Linked DNA regions of Homo sapiens: region 2 is linked to region 1. A link is an interaction called in ENCODE POLR2A ChIA-PET data of the cell type or tissue named here. Cell type or tissue: HCT116. All regions are shown on one strand. Links, peaks and the distances in the headings refer to the core of each region. The heading gives the core; the rest is flanking DNA. Region 1 overlaps LOC107986087 (a long non-coding RNA gene). Region 2 has its middle 44 kb from the start of PRKCD.

Evidence for each region. ChIA-PET counts read pairs that join two places held together with the same protein. Peaks named below come from ENCODE experiments on the same cell type or tissue, not always from the same donor. Only the 100,000 strongest peaks of a DNase experiment are listed, where the experiment ranks them.
Region 2: POLR2A ChIA-PET joins it to region 1 with 5 read pairs; 4 of 35 experiments call an interaction of 5 or more read pairs at or near these places.

Annotation. Positions count from the first base shown.
Region 1 is chr3:53,270,658-53,275,046 of GRCh38, reverse strand. The region is part of intron 1 of LOC107986087 (a long non-coding RNA gene); the gene reads right to left. Among named protein-coding and RNA genes, the nearest start is that of TKT, 17 kb to the right of the region's middle. RefSeq lists enhancers at 1,096-1,648, 2,744-3,629, 4,247-4,389 and a cis regulatory region at 4,293-4,389. In HCT116, for the core only: no CTCF peak of the experiment used is centred there; no DNase peak of the experiment used is centred there; H3K4me3 peaks cover 43 bases; H3K27ac peaks cover 1,296 bases.
Region 2 is chr3:53,202,889-53,207,277 of GRCh38, reverse strand. No RefSeq gene overlaps it. Among named protein-coding and RNA genes, the nearest start is that of PRKCD, 44 kb to the right of the region's middle. RefSeq lists an enhancer at 4,078-4,389. In HCT116, for the core only: no CTCF peak of the experiment used is centred there; no DNase peak of the experiment used is centred there.

The DNA of each region.
Region 1 (4,389 bases), core at 254-4,253:
TTCACCAGGCTACATTAGCCAAAAGTAAAGACAGCTAGGCTGGACACAGGTGGCTCACACCTGTAATCCTAGCACTTTGGGAGGCGAAGGTGAGAGGATCATTTGACCCCAGGGGTTCAAGATTGACCTGGGCAATATTGCAACATCCCCACCCCTTATACAAAATAAATTTAAAAATCAGCCAGGTGTGGGTGGTATGTGCCTGTGGTCTCACCTACTCTAGACACTGAGGTGGGAGGATCACTTGAGCCTAGGAGCTGCAGTGAGCTACGATTGTGCCACTGCACTCCAGCCTGGGCAACAGAGCAAGACTCTATCTCTAAAAAATAAACTAAGATAAAGTAAACGACTTTTAAAGTAAGCGACTTTTAAAGTAAACAACAATTAAACGACTGCTAGTAAGAGATTTCTTATAACCAGCAGAGATGGAATGGCTGGGGGAGAGGTGATGCAAAGTCAATGTGACAGTCACATCATGTTCAACCAACATTTATTTCAGATGAGTCTGAATAAATTTGAAGTGCAATTCCACAAGAAATCATAAGCTGACATTTGTCATGTTTGTCCCCTCCAAATCTGATGTTGAAATGTGATCTTGATGTTGGAGGTGGGTCCTGGTGGGAGGTGTTTGGACCCCAGGAGTGGATCCCACATGAATGGCTTCCTGCCTTTCTCGTGGCAGTGAGTGAGTCCTTACTGTTAGTTCTCAGGAGAATTGATAGGTTTTTTGGTTTGGTTTTTTTTGTTTTGTTTTTTGGGGTTTTTTGCTTTTTGTTTTTGTTTTTGTTTTTGTTTTGTTTTGTTTTGTTTGAGACAGAGCCTCACTCTGTTGCCCAGGCTGGAGTGCAGTGGCGCGATCTCGGTTCACTGCAACCATACCTCCCAGGTTCAAGCAATTCTCCTGCCTCAGCCTCTCAAGTAGCTGGAATTACAGGTGCACACCACCATGCCAGGCTGATTTTTGTATTTTTAGTAGAGACGGATTTACATCATGTTGGCCACACCGGTTTCAAACTTCTGACCTCAAGCAATCCATCCACCTTGGCCTCCCAAAGTGCTGGGATTACAGGTGTGAGCCACTGTACCGGGCCGAGAATTGGTTGTTAAAAGGAGCCTGGCACCTCCTCTCCTCTCTCTTGCCTCCCCCTTACCCTGCGATCTGCACGGACCACCAGCTCCCCTTCCCCTTCTGCCATGAGTGGAAGCTTCCTGAGGTCCTTGCCGGAAGCAGATGCTGGCTCCATGCTTCTGGCACAGTCTGCAGAACTGTGAGTCCAACAAGCCCCTCTTGTTTATTAATTCCCCAGCCTCAGGTGTTCCTTTATAGCAACACAGACTAAGTCAGTACATTCTCATTGATGCCTCCCCCGAGAGGCAGAGCTTATTCCGAGTGTAGCCTCCCAGAAGGGCCACAGTGCACACCTGTGCACACGTGCACACACACACAACACCAACTTCCTGTCACCCCAGGAAGGGACAGGAGCATTGGTTGTGGCAGGACGGATGTCAGTCCTTTAGTCTGAAGGGGCCCCAGATGGCCCCAGGCCCAGAATGTGGAGCCGGGAAGGTCGCCATGATCCACAGGGCAGCTGTTTTCCTACCAGGTCCCAGTCACCCCAGAACGGTGGTTCTGGCCTTGCCTGAGTCCCAGGGAAGCTCTAGGAGGCACCCTCTGCAGGCCGCTTCCCATCTTCTGTGGTGTCTCTGAGTCGGCAGTGGAGCTCTGGCTTCTGAAGCAGGTGCAAAGTCTGGGCCCCTACACAGTTTTGCTACACAAGCCCCATTTTGCTGTGTCTCTGACGTGTCCCTGCCCCTCAGAGTCTGCCCCTTCCAGGCCAGGTGTCCTTCCCTGAATAGAGCTTTCTAGCATGCTCTCCCCATCTCGCTGGCACTGAGAGGCTTCCCTAACTTCTGTCTGACGCCCTCCAGCCCGGCCCTCAGATGGGAAGGGGACCCTGGCCATGGTGTGCGGACCATCGCTCCCATTTAATGTGGGTCCTGCACAAGAGGCCTCAGCTCCACTGGACACCTCCACTCTTTTTAAAAAATATTTTATAAATCCTTCTTTGCTATCTTAACCTGGAATTCATAGATAATATAACTTATGGCTATACACACAATTTCTTCTTTTGTAAAACAGATCTTTTGTAAGAAGGAGCTTCTATTTTTTTCCTTTCATTTTTTTTTTCTTTACAAAAAACAAAACAGTCAGCCATGGTGGCTCATGCCTACAATCCCAGTACTTCAGGAGGCCGAGAGGGGAGGATCACTTGAGCCCACTGCACTCCAGCCTGGGCAACAGAGCAAAGTAAAAATAAAAAGGCTTGGCCAGGCAGGGTGGCTCACGCCTGTAATCCCAGCACTTTGGGAGGCCAAGGCCGGTGGATCACCTGAGGTCAGGAGTTTGAGACCAGCCTGGCCAACATGGTGAAACCCCATCTCGACTAAAAATACAAAAATTAGCTGGGCTTAGTGGTGGGCGCCTGTAATCCCAGCTACTAGGGAGGCTGAGGAAAAAGAATTGCTTGAACCCAGGAGGCAGAGGTTGCAGTGAGCCAAGATCATACTACTGCATTCCAGCCTGGGTGACAGAACAAGACTCTGTCTCAAAAAAAAAAAAAAAAAAAAAAGAATTTTTGAAATGATTTTTTGTACACACAATTTTAAAATAATATTCTCTAATTGTAATATAAAGGAGAAACGTTAATAATGAAATGTTTCATATTAAATATGTATGGGGCACACCTGTAGTCCCAGCTACTCAGGAGGCTGAGGCAGGAGGATTGCTTGAGCCCAAAAGTTCAAGTCTAGCATGGGCAGCATAGAAAGACTCTGTTTTAATATGGAAATGCTTGGGCACAGGTACACAGGTACACAAATTCCCAAAATACCCCATAGAGGACCTCCGGTCTTCCCTCTGAAACCTCTCCATACATCGCTGAAAAGCATGCTACTCTCCCACATAACATCTGTGGAGGAGCCAGCCACAGTGGCTCACGCCTGTAATCCCAGCACTTTGGGAGGCAGAGGTGGGTGAATCACTTGAGCTCAGGAGTTTAAGACCAGCCTGGGCAACATGGCAAAACCCATCTCTACCAAACATACACACACACACACACACACACACACACACACACACACACACAAAGCCAGATGTGGTGGCATGCACGTATAGTCCCAGCTACTCGGGAGGCTGAGGTGGGAGGATCACTTAAGCCCAGGAGGTCAAGGCTGCAGTGATCTGTGTTCACACCACTGCACTCCAGCTTGGGTCTCGAAAAAAAAAAAGAGTCGGCCAGGCGCGGTGGCTCACGCCGGTAATCCCAGCACTTTGGGAGGCTGAGGCAGGCGGATCACTTGAGGTCATGAGTTTGAGACCAGCCTGGCCCACATGGTGAAAGCTTGTCTCTACAAAAATAAAATTAAATTAACATAAAAAGAATACATATTGAAATGAATGTATTTCCTCAATCCCCTCTTCACCCATGCCAGCTAGACACAGACACAGTTTTGTTGCAGAAAATTCTGTTATTTCAAAACTGGCTGTCACCCCCTCCTTGGCGCCTTCCCAGATCAACAACCTCAGCAGGCAATTGTTTGTACAAATCACTGGACAGTGCGGTATAAACACGTGCTGCTGGGGCATCCAGCACCTGTGCCCAACACATAGACCCTGGTAAATGAAGTGTTGAGTGAAATCAGAGGACCAGTGATGGCAAAACCACTTCCCTGCCCTGACCAGATAGCCAGCAGCAGCACTTTTCTTTTTGCACAGTAGCATGGAACAAACGCTTTTTTTTTTTTTGGTGATGGAGTCTTGCTCTGTTGCCCAGGCTGGAGTGCAGTGGCGCCATCTTGGCTCACTGCAACCTCCACCTCCCAGGTTCAAGCGATTCTCCTGTCTCAGCCTCCCAAGTAACTGGAACTACAGGCACCCACTACCACGCCCAGCTAATTTTTGTATTTTTAGTAGAGACGGGGTTTCACCATATTGGCCAGACTGGTCTCGAACTCCTGACCTTGTGATCCGCACACCTCGGCCTCCCAAAGTGCTGGAATTACAGGCGTGAGCCACCGCACCTGGCCTAACAAATGCTTTTCTGATGCCTTGTCCAAGTCACTAGAACAGGATGGCTGACTGGGTGCCCTTGCTAATTCTGGAGGCAAGGATGGGAAGAGAGAGAGTAAAAGTCATGTGTCTGGGGGCCAAAGAACCCTGGTTTGGGAAGTGAGATATCTCCTCACTCACTTTCTCAGGTGACCTTACAAGGGAAGTGCTCCTGATGGTTTCAGGTTTTCCAGGAGGAGCTGTGGCTCACAGTGGTTAAGCAACCCCTCTGTGAGCCACTCTCTGGAGCTTTTTAGTCCTACTCTAAGAAGCCAGTTTCA
Region 2 (4,389 bases), core at 73-4,072, 68 kb after region 1:
AGTGGCGCAACCATAACTCACTGCAGCCTCAACTCCCTGGGCTCAACTAATCCTCCTGGCTCGGTTTCTTGAGTAGCTAGAACTACAGGCATATGCCTCCGTGCTTGGCTAATTTTTTAATTTTTTGTAGAAATAGGGTTTTCCTATATTGTTCAGTCTGGTGTTGAATTCCTGGCCTCAAGTGATCCTCCTGCCTTAGCTTCCCACAGTGCTAGGATAACAGGGATGAGCCACTGCACCTGGCCTCAAGATTTTCTCTTTATCATGGCAATTTAATTTGGATATACTCTGATATAGTTTCCCTTGTGTTTATTGTGCTTGGGACTAATTGAGCTTCTTGAATCTGTGGATTTACAGTTTTAATCAAATTAGGAAAATTGTCTGCCATTATTTCTTCAAGTTTTCTGTACCATCCCTTCCTCCTTCAGTGATTCCAATTCCAAATATATTTGATTGCTCGAAATTGTACCACCACTCACTGGTGGCTCCGTTCATTTTTAAAAATTCTTTTTTCCTGCCGGGCACGGTGGCTCACGCCTATAATCCCAGCACTTTGGGAGGCCGAGGCAGATAGATCACAAAGTCAGGAGTTTGAGACCAGCCTGGCCAATATAGTGAAACCCTGTCTCTACTAAAAAAAAAAAAAAAAAAAAAAATACAAAAATTAGCCGGGCACACCCCTGTAATCCCAGCTACATGGGAGGCTGAGGCAGGAGAATTGCTTCAACCCAGGAGGTGGAGGTTGCAGTGAGCTGAGATCGCGGCGCTGCACCCCAGCCTGGGTGACACAGCGAGACTCCACTCTGTCAAAAAAAATATATATATTCTTTTTTCCTAGATTTCATTTTGGATAGTATTTATTACTATGTACTCAAGTTGACTCATCTTTTCATCTATAATGTCTAATCTGCTATAGATCCCATCCAGCATATTTTTTATCTCAGATATCACAGATTTTATCTCTACAAGTGTGATCTGGGTCTTTTTTATATCCTCCATGTCTCAACTTTTTGACATATGGAATATAGTTATAATTGTTTTAATGCCTTTGTCTGTTAATTCTATTATTGGTGTTGTTTCTAGGTCAGTTTTAATTTATTGCTATTTCTTTTTTTTTTTTTTTTTTTTTTTGAGACAGAGTCTTGCTCTGTCGCCCGGGCTGGGGTGCACTGGTGCGATCTCGGCTCACTGCAAGCTCCACCTCCCGGGTTCACACCATTCTCCTGCCTCAGCCTCCTGAGTAGCTGGGACTACAAGCGCCCGCCACCACGCCCAGCTAATTTTTTATATTTTTAGTAGAGATGGGGTTTCACTGTGTTAGCCAGGATGGTCTCGATCTCCTGACCTTGTGATCTGCCCGCCTCGGCCTTCCAAAGTGCTGGGATTACAGGTGTGAGCCACCATGCCCAGCCTATTTCTCCTATTTCTTTTAATGCCTGGAAATTTTTTTTTTTTTTTTTTTTTGAGATGGAGTCTCATTCTGTCACCCAGGCTGGAGTGCAGTGGTGTGATCTCAGCCTATTGCAACCTCCGCCTCCCTGGTTCAAGCAAATTCTCCTGCCTCAGCCTCCTGAGTAGCCGGGACTACAGGCATGTGTCACCAGGCCTGGCTAATTTTTGTATTTTTAATAGAGGTGGGGTTTCACCATGTCGGCCAGGTTGGTCTTGAATGTCTGACCCCAAGTGATCTGCCCGCCTTGTCCCTCCGAAGTGCTGGGATTATAGGCATGAGCCACTGTGCCTGGCCAGTGCCTGGCCAATACCTGGCAATTTTTGATTGGGTGCCAGACATTGTGAATTTTGCCTTATTGGGTGCTGGATATTTTTTGTGTTCTCATAAATATTCTTAGGCTTAGTTCTACAATGATTTCTTGGAAATAGTTTAATACTTTTGGGTCTTGCTTCTAAGCTTTGTTAGGCAAGACCAGAACAGTGTTTAGTCTAGGGTTAATTTTACATTTTTTTCATGTTTGAGATAGGGTCTTGCTCTGTTGCCCAGGCTAGAGTAGAGTAGCAATCAGAGCTCACTGCAGCCTTGGGCTCCTGGAATCAAGTGATCCTCCTGCCTCAGCCTCCTGAGTAGCTGGGACTACAGGTATGCACTACCACACCCAGCTAATTTTTGTATTTTGTGTAGAGACAGTGTCTTGCTATGTTGCCTAGGCTGCGGGTTAATTTTTATCTGGTACTGAGGCAAAACCTCTCTGGGTGCTCTGAACAGTGATACCTTAAATTTATACAGTTTCCAGTCTGGCATTGTTCCTAACCCTGTGTGAGTTCTGAGGATTGTTCACTTTAATTCATTTAGAGGGCTTTCTCCCCAGCCTTGGGTGGTTTCCTCAGATGCATGCAATAATCAGTACTCAGCGAAGACTTGAGGAGGCGTCTCTGCAGGTTCCAGGCTTCTTTCTCTCCTTCTTTCTCTCTCTCTCGCTCTCTTGTCCCCAGTAGGATGCACTGTGAATTCTAGCCACCTTGGCTTGCCTGGACTGCCAGCTTCATCTACTCAACTTGGGAGTCCACTGGCCTCCACCTGGATCCCCCCTCCCTGTCCCACAGCCTGGAGACCCTCTGCAGTCAGTAGAGCTGGGGCAGTCAGGGCTCAGCTCCCTCGTTTCCCATCTCTCAGATCACTGTCCTTTGTTCCTGATGTCCAGCATCTTCAGAACTGCTGTCTCATCCATTTTGTCTGGAGTTTTAGTTTTTCAGGCAGGAGGGAAAATACAGTCCCCTTTTTACTCCATCTTGACTGAAAGCAAAATTCCACACCATTTATTTGGATAAATAAATTGTGGTAAATTTATGTGATGGAATGCCATTCAATCGTTAAAAGAAATGCACTTGACCAGTCCACAAAAGACCACGTATTACATGATTCCATTTACTTGTTGTTTTGAGATGCAGTCTTGCTCTGTTGCACAGGCTGGAATGCAGTGGTGCAATCTTGGCTCACTGCAACCTCTGCCTACCAGGCTCAAGCGATTCTCCTGCCTCAGCCTCCCAGGTAGCTGGGACTACAGGTGCCTGCCCACCACCGTGCCCAGCTATTTTTTCTTTTTCTTTTCTTTTTTATTTTTTTGAGATGGAGTGTTGCTCTGTGGCCCAGGCTGGAGTGCAGTGGTGCAGTCTTGGCTCACTGCAACCTCCACCTCCTGGGTTCAAGCAATTCTCCTGCCTCAGCCTCCTGATTAGCTGGGACTACAGGTACATGCCACCACACCCAACTAATTTTTGTATTTTTAGTAGAGACAGATTTTCACCACATTGACCAGCCTGGTCTCGAATTTCTGACCTCAGGTGATCCACCTGCCTTGGCCTCCCAAACTGCTGGGATTACAGGAGTGAGCCACCTCACCCAGCCTAGGGGCTGCAATTTTATCTCTACTTGTTTCTTCATCTGGAACAGAATCACTATACTTTTTTAAATGTCTGAATGTTTTCTGATATTTTTTTTCTCTTCTGAGACAGATTCCAGGCTGGAGTGCAGTGGCACGAGCTCAGCTCACTGCAACCTCCGCCTCCCGGGTTCAAGCAATTCTCTTGCCTCAGCCTCCTGAGTAGCTAGGACTACAGGCGTGCGCCACCACACCCGGCTAATTTTTGTATTTTTAGTAGAGATGAGGTTTCACCATGTTGGCCAAGCTGGTCTCAAACTCCTGACCTCGTGATCTGCCCGCCTCGGCCTCCCAAAGTGCTGGCATTACAGGCATGAGCCACCGCACCCAGCCTTTTTTTTTTTTTTTTTTTTTTTGAGAGGGTCTCACTCTGTCACCCAGGCTAGAGTGCAGTGGCGCAATCACAGCTCATTACAACCTTGACCTCCCAGGCTCGAGCGATCCTCCCGCCTCAGCTTCCCAAGCAGCTGGGACCACAGGTGGACCACCATGCCTGGCTAATTTTTTAAGAGATAGAGTCTCACTATGTTGCCTAGGCTGATCTCGAACTCCTGGGCTCAAGTGATTCTCCCACCTGGAAATCATATCACAACTCACAAAGTGCTAGGATTAGAGGAGTGAGCCACCATGTTTTCCTAATAAGACAACTTGTTAGATAAATCACTCATTTTCCCTCATGCCAGGTGCCCTTCCGTACCCTGCAGGTGCAGCACCCCGCTGAGGCCAAAAGCCCAGTGCTTTGGTTTGACTTCCCATCGCCAATGCAGAAAACCACTAGAGAGTTTAACAAACAACTTTTCCTCTTCTCTTGAAGTTTGTCTTTGGCTTCCACTGAAAAAACAACTTTCCTGCCACCCCTGCCTGTACTCCATCTCCTCCAACCTTCTAAAAGCCCCCGGAAAAGGCTGTGGAGCTGGTTGGGGAGCCATCAGTAGTACCCCTGTGGGCACAGCTGCCCCCGTGCCTCCACCGGTGGCCGCTGCTCCGCCCTCTC